Linked DNA regions of Homo sapiens: region 1 is linked to region 2. A link is a contact called in ENCODE Hi-C data. All regions are on one chromosome and are shown on one strand. Each heading gives the region's core, a stretch centred on a gene start or an enhancer-like site at or near the end of the contact. The rest is flanking DNA. Distances are from core to core; before and after follow the strand shown.

Region 1 (5,625 bases), core at 2,194-4,693, 49 kb before region 2:
TTTAAGGTACATGTGCACATTGTGCAGGTTAGTTACATATGTATACATGTGCCATGCTGGTGCGCTGCACCCACTAACTCGTCATCTAGCCTTAGGTATATCTCCCAATGCTATCCCTCAATAAACCATAGTAATTATTAATTTACCTAAAATTTAGTTACATAGGTGAGAGAGCGAACACTTTCTATATAGTTTAGAAGAGCTAAATCTTGGTTTTTAGGCTAATTTCATTAAGAAGTGTTGATGATATGTAACTATGTCTAACTAAAAGTGTGAAATAAGGTGTTTAGAAAGAGTTCATGTAGAGAAGGGTAGAGAGTTTTTCATTCAGCTTTGCCTTTGGGGGTACATTTTTTACATAATCACATTCATTTATTTAAAGAAAAAATCATCTTCTGGACCATGCTCTTGAAGGCTTGCTTCACTTGCTTATTTCTCAGTGTGTATATGAAGGGATTCAAGAGAGGAGCCACTGAGGTATTGAGCACAGCTACTCCTTTGCTTAAAGTCACCCTTTCTCTGGCAGAAGTCTTAATGTACATGAAGATACAGCTACTGTAAGAGATGGAGACAACTATCATATGGGAGGAGCAAGTGGAAAAGGCTTTTTTCCTTTGACTCATAGAAGGAATTTTCAGAATTGTCCGGATGATGTTTGTGTAGGAGAGAATAACTAATGTCAAGGTGACCATCAGTGTTACCACAGCTAAAAAAAATGCCATGAGTTCTAGAAAGTGAGTGTTTGTGCAAGAGAGCTGCAGCATTGGAGAAGAGTCACAGATAAAATGATCAATTACATTGGAGGCACAGAAATCCAACTGCAGCAGAAGCATTACTGGTGGAAAGATGATCAGAAACCCTGCAAGCCAGGAGCTAAAGACAAGAAGGGTACACACTCTGGTGCTCATGATGATTGTGTAATGAAGAGGTTTGCAGATGGCCATGCAGCGGTCATAGGACATGGCAGCCAGAAGGTAAAATTCTGTCACCCCCAAGAAGATGAAAAAAAATAGCTGAGCCACACACCCATTATAAGAAATGGTTCTGTTTCCTGTCACAACAGTGACAAGGAATCTGGGAATGCAGACAGACGTGAATGAAATTTCCAGGAATGAGAAGTTCCGAAGGAAGAAATACATGGGAGTCTGCAGATGGGGATCTGAAAGGGTGAGGGTGATAATGATCAGGTTCCCAGTCACACTTAACATGTAGGTAACAAGAAGAAATATGAAAAGTACAACCTGCCACTGTGGGTCACTTGTCAATCCAAGAAGAATAAAGTCTGTTACTGCTGTGGAATTTCTCATTATTTTTTTCTTTAGAAAAGTATTCTGTATTTTCGCTGTAAAATAGGTGAAGAAACCAGAAAACTATGACACCAGTAAAGAAAATTATTATTTTTTTTCTGTCTGGCTCTTTCCATTTACCATAATGCCTTCCAGGTTCATCCGTAATGTCACAAATGGCAGTGTGGCAGTATCTCCTTCTTTTATGAGGCTGGATAACATTCCATTGTGTCTAGCTATCCGCTGATGCATCTATCTATTTAATACATATATATATATTCAATATCTTCAAAGGGTTTAAACTTGTAGTTATGTACGATGAATAAATCTAGAGAGCTAATGTATAGCACAAAGGCTACAGTTAGTAATGTATTATATAAGAAGGTAACTATGGGATGTGATGGATAGAATAATTTTGCTTGGAGGTAGTAATCCTTTCTCTATATATACACATATAGAAAGATTATGTTATATACCTTAAATATACACAATGAAACTAACTGTAGGCTGGGCGCAGTGGCTCATGCCTGTAATCCCAGCAGTTTGGGAGGCTGAGGCAGATGGATCACCTGAGGTCAGGAGTTCGAGACCAGCCTGGCCAACATAGTGAGACTTTGTCTCTACTAAAAATACAAACAATTAGCGGGGTGTGGTGGCAGGGGCTTGTAATCCCAGCTACTTGGGAGGCTGAGGCAGGAGAATTGCTTGAACCTGGGAGGTGGAGGTTGCAGTGAGCTGAGATCGCACCATTGCACTCCAGCCTGGGCGACAAGAGTGAAATTCCGTGTCAAAAAAAAAAAAAAAAAAAAAAAAAAAAAAGGAAAAGAAACTAAATGTAAAAAAAATTAACTTTAGGCAGGACACAATGACTCATGCCTGTAATCCCAGCACTTTGGGGGGCTGAGGCAGATGGATCACCTGAGGTCAGTTCGAGAACAGCCTGGCCAATATGGTGAAACCCCGTCTCTACTAAAAATACAAAAAAATTAGCCGGGCATGGTGACGCACGCCTGTAGTCCCAGCTACTCCAGAGGCTGAGGCAGGAGAATTGCTTGAACCCAGGAGGCGGAGGTTGCAGTGAGCTGAGATTGTGCCACTACACTCCAGCCTGGGCAATATATGCAGACTCCGTCTCGGAAAAAAAAAAAAAAAAGGACTTTAAAAAACTTCATTGTTGCTTTTTGCTTGTAGAGAAAAATGGTTTTGTAGTACATAGATACCAAATACATTTTAAAAATTCTGTTGTTACCTTATAAATCAATTATTTCTGTATTTCCTTCATTATATTTTTATATATTTCAGAATACATCTCTGTCTTCTAAATGTTTCAGTATATTCCCTGAAAACAAGAAAAAAGAAATTAAAACTTCTGAGATTAAGGCATTTTCAAATGAAGCTCATGAGAATTCATAGCCAGCATACTATGGTAGTCTTTGAAAATTTTTTGTTATTTTTCTCTTCATCTGTTTTGTTCTTTTTCTTTTGAATGAGGGTGGAGAAAGATATGCTTATTCAAAAGAAAAGAAAAAAAGAGAGCATCTCCTTCTCCATCCTCATTCAAATTTTTATAATCTACTTTTTATAATTGACTGAGTTGTAAAGACAACTCAGTCATCCAGAGACATGTCCCTGATAATGGTATATAGAAGTGTTTAGTGGACAGAAGATATCATATTCTTTACATTATCTTTTCTTTATATATTTCATTTAAATTGTGTGCTTTAATTTTACTTATATATAATGTGAATAACTGAATTTATATAAAACATAAATATAAGCTATTAAAGCAAAAATTATATTCCTGAAAAAACATACTTTTATGGTAAATATGAATGGTTTAGTGTATCTTATTTCAAAAGGTTTATTCATTGCTTAAACATAAATGCTGTTGGATTTTTCAAGAGCTTTTGCAATCTGTTTCTCCTCTATCATCTTGTATTTGTAACAAAATATCCAAAATATTGATAATAAAGAACAATTTCAAGAGCTTCTCTATAACGTTTACAAGAAGGGCATACATAAATACATTTTTATACATCAACCCAAATTTCACCAAGGATCTGAAGTCTCAAGATATCCTACCTATCGCCGCTTTAAAAAGTATTACCTTGATACAAATTTTAGTTGAAATGAAGGCTAATGTAGTGGCTTTCCGAGCTTGATAGGTAAGAAGAAATGATCTTCTGTGCAGAAGCAATGTTATTCAGGCTAGCCATGATTTTATCTACTGTATTTACAATGGACTCAGGGGGATTAGTTAAATGAACAAATAAAAGGTACCATGAAGATTGGCGTTCTCATGACACCAACCACTAAATAATAGTCCAAATTGGTATACAATTTGGAATAAAATATTTAGGTGATACAGAAGCCTGAAATTGGAGCAGAAAAATATAAAGAAGAATTTACATTTTTATAATAATCTAAAACTGCAGTAATAGAAGAAAATAAATAATGAAGTAAAAAAGATTCGTAGTCTTTAAATGGTAAACTACTAAACTGTGAATGAGTTGATTCTCTATTTTAGGGAAATGTTAAGAATTCGTTCTCATGTTTTAGAATGGGCCAGTGGTCTCCATTATTCCACATCATAAAAGATGTCAGACTTGTGTTTAAGGTTTTAAATTTTTCCATTGATGACAACATAGAAAGATTGTGATTATAATCACTACCATTTATTCGTTCAATATTTACCTTTTAAAGCTTGTAATGTGTTGGGCTCAGCCTTAGGTTGTGAGAATGCAGAGATGATAAAGATAGCTCTTAGCATAATTTTTACTTCTTGCAGAAAAGTGTGAAAATTCTACATTTTTTTGTAGGTATAAAATAAGGTTGCACCTTCATTAAAAAAAACACTTAAAGACTTCAAATGTCCATGTCCCCAGATAGGAATGTACTCTCCTTTAATGTCCTTGGGTAACATATGAATTTCCTTGAGGTGCTAACTTCATGCATCCTCACAGGTCCTTTGAAAGTTCTTCCTGCTGTGCTCCTTGTCCAGGGGTTATGTCCATAACTGTCCTGTCAGAGGATATCTTGAACCTGTTCTCACAGGAGCTTCTGCTTCTGGTATTACTCATCACCTCTGTTTCAGGGGATAGGTCACTGCTGCTTCCCCTGGACTTTCATATCTCAAGAAAATTACAGCTAGGTAAGAGGAATAAGCTCTCGTGTTCTATACGATGGTAGGATGGCTATAGTTAATAATAATACACTATACAGTTTCAAATAGCTAGAAAGAGGATATTGAATGTTTCCAATGCAGTCAAGTATGGTGGTTTGCACCTGTAATCCCAGAAACTCAGCAGGCAGAGGCAGGAGGATCCCTTGAGGCCAGGAGTTTGAGACCATTCTGAGCAATATTGTGAGACCCCGTCTCTAAAAACATTTTTTGAAAAAAATTAGCCAGGTGTGGTGGTGCACACCTGTAGTTCCAGCTACTCAGGCAGCTGAGGCAGAAGGACTGCCTGAGCCCAGGAGTTCAAGGTTACAGTGAGCTGTGATCACGCCACTGCACTCCAGCCTGGGTAACAGAGTGAGACCTAGTCTCTAAAAAATGAATAAACAAGTGTTCCCAACATAAAGAAATTATAAATGCCTGAGATGACAAATTTTCTAACTACTCTGATCTTATCACTACACATTATATGTATCAAACCATTACTATGTAACCTATAAATATGTACAATTTTATTTATCAGTTAAAAAAATAAAATGTTTTGTCTTTTGCCCACTTTTTTTCTGTCTTTTTTAAAATTATATTTTAAGCTCGGGGTACATGTGCAGAACATGCAGGTTTGTTACATAGGTATACACATGCCATGGCGGTTTGCTGCACCCATCAAACTGTCATCTACATTAGGTATTTCTACTAATGCTATCCCTCCCCTATCCCCACACCCCCTGACAGGCCCTGCTGTGTGATGTTCCTCTCCCTGTGTCCATGTGTTCTCATTATTCACCTCCCACTTATGAGTGAGAACATGTGGTGTTTGTTTTTCTGTTTCTGTGTTAGTTTGCTGAGAATGATAGTTTCCAGCTTCATCCACGTCCCTGCAGAGAATATGAACTCATCCTTTTTAATGGCTGCACAGCATTCCATGGTGTCTATGTGCTACATTTTCTTTATCCAGCCTATCATTGATGGACATTTGGGTTGGTTCCAAGTCTTTGCTATTGTGAACAGTTCCGCAATAAACACACGTGTGCATATGTCTTTATAGTAGAATGATTTATAATCCTCTGGATATACACCCAGTAATGGGATTGCTCAGTCAAATGGTATTTCTGGTTCTAGATCCTTGAGGAATCCCCATACTGTCTTCCACGATGGTTGAAC
Region 2 (5,456 bases), core at 2,271-4,770:
ACCTTTGTTCTTATTTCTACAACACTAGGTTTAATACCCATTGTGTACATTGCATGAGAATATTATGCTCATTCTTCCCAACTCATCACACTTACAACAGGCTGAAATCTCCTGTTAACTCCTCTGTTACTCTGTGCATTCTTGAGAGTTAGAACAGGATTTTATCTTCAAAGCTATTTCAACATAATCCAGTATTTAGTATGGTTGTGGTAGGCTTAAAGGAAACACTCATCTAGTTAATTAATTAATTAATTAAAGTTGAGTTTGTTATTGAATCACACACTGCCATCAGTGCAGTTTGCTATTTTATGCTGATATTCTAGCCTGGATCTTACTTAGTTTTTTATCTTTGTTTTACAAGATGTATTTTCTTACATGTCTTACCTTGTGAGCTGTGTTTACATATTTGGATCAAGTTCACCGTATTGGCTAAATTTAAAACAAAAGATATGAAAAGGGAACCACATTTTATTGATACATAAGTTTAAAGAAAACTTCATGAAACATTATTTCTGAATTACTGGGTTTAAATTTTTTTACAATTCATCCTTTCATTTCACTTTACTCCAGCTCCAGCAACATCATCCTTATTTCATCAGGGTTTATTTTTCATTAAAAGCATGAGCTTTTCATAACACTGTGAAGTCACAAAATACATTCATACCAAATATACAAGATTTGGATTCAATCTGAAGATTCAATTTTATTCAACAATTTACTGACATGAGAGACTCAAGTTTTTAAAAAATATATATTATATTATTACTGGTCTATAGTGAATAATGTATCAATGCACTGTATTATTCACCTTATTTCAACTTTTTTTGTAAATCTGTTTTCCTCTTAAATTCCCTGCTAATTTTTTTTAACACTTTACTCAGTAATAATACCATGACTCATTCTTTTGCTTCAGATGAAAGCTGTGAGGGAACATAGGAAAAGCTGTGAGGGAAGATATAAGTTGTTATTTGAAGGGTTCATGAGAGACTTCACAAAAAAAATAGACACTTCCATAGCTGGTCTTCAAAGACTAGGGAAACAGGCTTAAAGGAACTCTAGTAGCATGTGATCCAATAACAAGAACTGGGTGTGGTATATCATGCTTTTATGTAGAAATGTTTATGAAAGTTTAATGAATTGTATTCAGTTGCCAATATAAAATAAGCTTGATAAAAATTATCAGCATCCATAGTCCTTTGAGAGGATTGAACCTCAATGTTTAACAAGTTGCAATGAATTCCTAGAGAATTAAAAGATCTCAGGACGTATTCATATAGATAATGAGGAATAGGTCCAAGCATTTAATTAGTTATCTTGGATTTTTATATCTGAATGCAAATCCATATTTTCTCCTGGAAGAATATGGCTTAGGTTGTTTTCATTTCCTTCCACCATTTCAACAAAATTACTTACTTGTTTTCTAAAGATTCCTGCAACAAATTATTTGAGCCATTTAAAATGAAAATTAAGGGTGATATTTAATATTTACTAAATAAAATGGTTACAAAGCATCTTCAGAGCTTTCTAGAAACAACCCTATATCTTGCTCTGCCATCAGGTAAATATTAACGATGACCCCTTAAATAAATTAGGTTAAATATTGGCAGTTATTTGATGTGCCTGGTAAGAAAGGGACTGTTAGAGACTAAATCAGTTTGAAGAATCTAGGTATGTGCTTTTAAGAGACTGAGATAAGGGACTGACTGGCTCTATTTTATTATTCTCTCGGGGGGTGTGTGTGTGTGTGTGTGTGTGTGTGTGTGTGTATGTACTTTTTAATAAGGTATTAAATTACACTGAGTTGAGCCCTCCCTTAGTAATGCAAATACTTTGAAAATCTAGTTTTTAAATTTTTCTGTGTTTACTCAGTTCTTTCTTCTTCACCTTAATAGAGATCACTGAAAAAATTTTGCAGAGCGTATCTTCAAAAACTATATTGCTCATATAACTCTGTGTTTTTTTTCAACTTTAGAGCTTAGGTTAATACACTAATGAAAAAGAAAATTATTTAGCTCAATGTTGTGGGCAATATATAGCTCAGTTTTATAATTATGCTGAAATACACTTTGGTACTGCTCGGTTATTCTAGGCTGTGGGCCATGACACAAGGGTTACTTTGAGAAATTCTGTAGGCCTGAATGAAACAGTGGCTCTTCAGGAAAATTCATTGAGTGCTTGAAATAATTATTTTATTAAATTTGTTTTTTACTGTTTTTATAACAATTTTAGATGACTATTTCCCCGGAGAAATAGGAATAATTTATATTTCTTCCTTTCGATAATGATGGGCAGGTTTAATTCTCAACCTTCATACAAGTGTGTATAGAAACAAATCAAGGGAAAAGAGGTGTCACCAAATCACACTTAATTTCATAAATAGTAACACTCATTTCTGTAAAGGTTTCTGGAAAATAAACACTCATAACCTCATTCCTTCAGTTCATTAACTAGCCATTTATAATTTTAACAAGATAGGAAAAGGACATAAATTAACAGAAAACTGTGGTATTAACACACTGTTAATTTCTTATTTATGACCTATAAGGCCAATTTATTATCACAGAAAGTATATAGGCTTTAACGTTAGAGAGATATGAATGAGACATTTAATGGATTTGTGACTTTGGGTGAGTTACTTAATGTCTTTAAATTTCAGTTTTCTCTGTTTAAAACAGAGTTGAAATTTCAAGGATGTTTTTGGGAATTAATTGAAATACTATAAATAAGTGTTCCATAAATCATGCAGCATTTAGTAGGTTCTAGGAATAGTTTATTATTTATTTTTCCTTTATTGGAAATTAATTTGGGAAAATATTCATTGTAGTTGTGATTTATTAAAGGCAGTATCTATTCTGAACTAGGGACTTTTTTTCTTTATCTCATTTAGACTTTATAACATAACTGAAGATTTTATCCTTATTCTGAAAAGAAGAGCTGAGGCTCAGAGAAATTATATAACTTAATTCATATAGCTAGGCAAACATTAAGTATAATTCAGACGACTTAGCCTCTTCTCTTAAGCACAGTACTATATAGCTATATTTGATTAAAAACACAGAGACAGAGATAGTGATTTCCTGCTTTTAATTATTAGAGAATGAATAAACTGGTATAATAGGACATGCTAATCCTTTTTATACATTTTATTATGTGAAGTTTCAAAGTATAATACCTATTTACTTTGATTAAAAGTTGAGCTGTTAAGTAATGATTCAATGCTATGATTTGAGAGACTTCCATTGCCTTCCACAGGTTTTACTTACCTCTGATTTTCATATAGTTTCACTAACATTCAGAATGGCTGGAATAGTAGAGATATTAGCAAATGCCATTGCTATCCAGTAAAACCAGGATTTCTGAAAACATTCACTTTCTCATTGAAGAAATTTTCTTCCTATTTTCAATCTTTTGTCTTAATTTTCCCATTTTATCCAGACAGAATATGTGTCTTTGATAGTAGAGAGTGAGAAAGGAGCAAAAATATAAAATAGGGAAAGTATCTGAAAGTGTTTTAGAACTGTCTGGCATGGTTTCTACATAGATACTAGATGCCACGAGGTACGTAATGTTTCATCTAGTCTGTCTGCCACTGGCTCAAGGGGACTAATTCAGTGAATCAAAATTGCCAGAAGAGAAATGTACACAAAACACTAGGGAATATAAAACATAATACACATTACTATTTAAATTGGAAAAGGAAGCTTGGGGCACAGTGTCCAATGAGACAGAAAAGAAAATAACAACAAACAAAAACAATACTAAGTGTGAAGATTTTTTTCCCTTGACATTATATGGCATACAGAGATAGCAATCAAATATCTTCATTCTTAGTGCAGATCTCTCTACTCAATACTCCATGCCATTTGTAAAACTGGGAAACTACTACCCCATTATTTTTAATCTGCCTTCTAGTAACTTTTACTACTGTAATACTGCTCACACTTTTCTCTGCTCACTGTATTGCTCACCAGCAATGGCAGTTGAAGAGTTTCTTGTTTTGATTGATTAATGTTACAATTTATATACCAAATATATTTTTAGGAGTTAGTGTCTGTCTAGACTATAATAGTATAATCATGCCCAAATGAGATAATGTAACTGAACAAGACAATAAAATTGTGCAGATTCTTAGTAAAAGCTATGCAAAATTTGCAAGTCCTTGCAGAGTTTCCACTATGTGTAAAAATAGAGCAAAGACTAGTTTTTTGGTTTGTTTTTTAAAATATACTATTATATTGTGTACTATAACTCAGTTACCTTAGGCAAATTACACAACTTTTCTGAGTATCAATGTACACATTTATACAAAGCAGATAACCACGTCTATTTTGCATGTAGCTATAAAGATTAAATGAGATATGAGATAGAACATACCTACCCCAGCATATGGAACAGAGTAAGTACTCTCTATAGAGGAGCTATTATTATTTAGGAAGTTTATATCAGACTCTCAGGGTGCCTAAGAGCAATGATGGCTGCCTAAATATTTATCTTTTTATACATTTTCAAAAACAAAGACATGATGAATAAGGAGAACATATAAATTAGACATAGTGTGTACCTTCAGCATAACTAGAAAATAGAGTATATTTTGAACTTCAAATTACTTGTGAGTAGGAAAATAAATACCCAAGTCCATCAGATGAGTAGGAAGAATTGGACGGATACTGCATGCAAAAAAGGTTTGTTGCAGATAGTAATTTATTTCATATATCATATATATAGAACATTTGAAAAAATTGTTATGTGAGTAACCAAGAAGAGAAATTTTAAGAGTAAGTTGATTAAAAGAGTGTTTACTTCTTTAAGTAACCATGGTATGAACCATTTGTATTGTTCAGAATAATCAACAAGGTGATTTATGTTTATAGCCACTGGTTTTTTAACCAAAATTGGAAATCAATGGTTACGTGGAACCTACAGATAGTTTTAAAGGAAGGCACAACACAGTCACTTTCAAGTTAAAAAGAAAACTGAAGCAAATGAACTCAGCATTTCTGGTAGCTTTGAGATGGGTATAGGAGGATAGTGGACAAGTTAAAACTTCACTTTTCCTTTATTGAATCTTTACGATGACATTCATTCATGTTAGTACATACTTTTCATTTGTTTCTATAAAACACTACTTTGTGAGCCAAATCTTTAAAAGCTTGTTTTACTTGCTGGTTTCTCAGGGTGTAAATAGAAGGGTTCAGCATGGGGGCAATTGAAGTGTTCAGAATAGCTACTCCTTTGGTCAATGATGCTCTTTCTTTTGCTGAAGGCTTGACATACATGAATATGCAGCTTCCATAAGAGATGGAGATGACGATCATATGAGAGGAGTAAGTTCCTCTGACTGGCACATGGGATTCTCAGAATAGTGCAAATGATGCATACGTAGGACAGAATTACTAATGCCAAGGTGATCAGCAGAGTAACAAAGGCAAAGTAAAAACCAATAATCTCTAAAAGCC

What was found. A loop is a pair of places that touch in the nucleus more often than their neighbours do.
Region 1: a map with no recorded cell type shows a loop between it and region 2 (2.1-fold over the local background). The contact joins the promoter of OR6C75 here to the promoter of OR6C1 in region 2. A Hi-C loop is called at or near these places in 1 of 168 maps with a recorded cell type or tissue (astrocyte of the cerebellum) and 2 of 37 single-sample maps with no recorded cell type.

What each region holds. Positions count from the first base shown.
Region 1 is chr12:55,360,793-55,366,417 of GRCh38, reverse strand. It overlaps OR6C75 (olfactory receptor family 6 subfamily C member 75), which reads right to left and starts at 3,443. Exons shown (of 3, transcript NM_001005497.2): 1 at 3,369-3,443; 2 at 2,536-2,625; 3 at 1-1,542. The coding sequence starts at 1,307. The coding sequence ends at 369.
Region 2 is chr12:55,312,407-55,317,862 of GRCh38, reverse strand. OR6C1 (olfactory receptor family 6 subfamily C member 1) reads right to left here and starts at 3,520. Exons shown (of 2, transcript NM_001005182.2): 1 at 3,264-3,520. It also overlaps the pseudogene OR6C5P.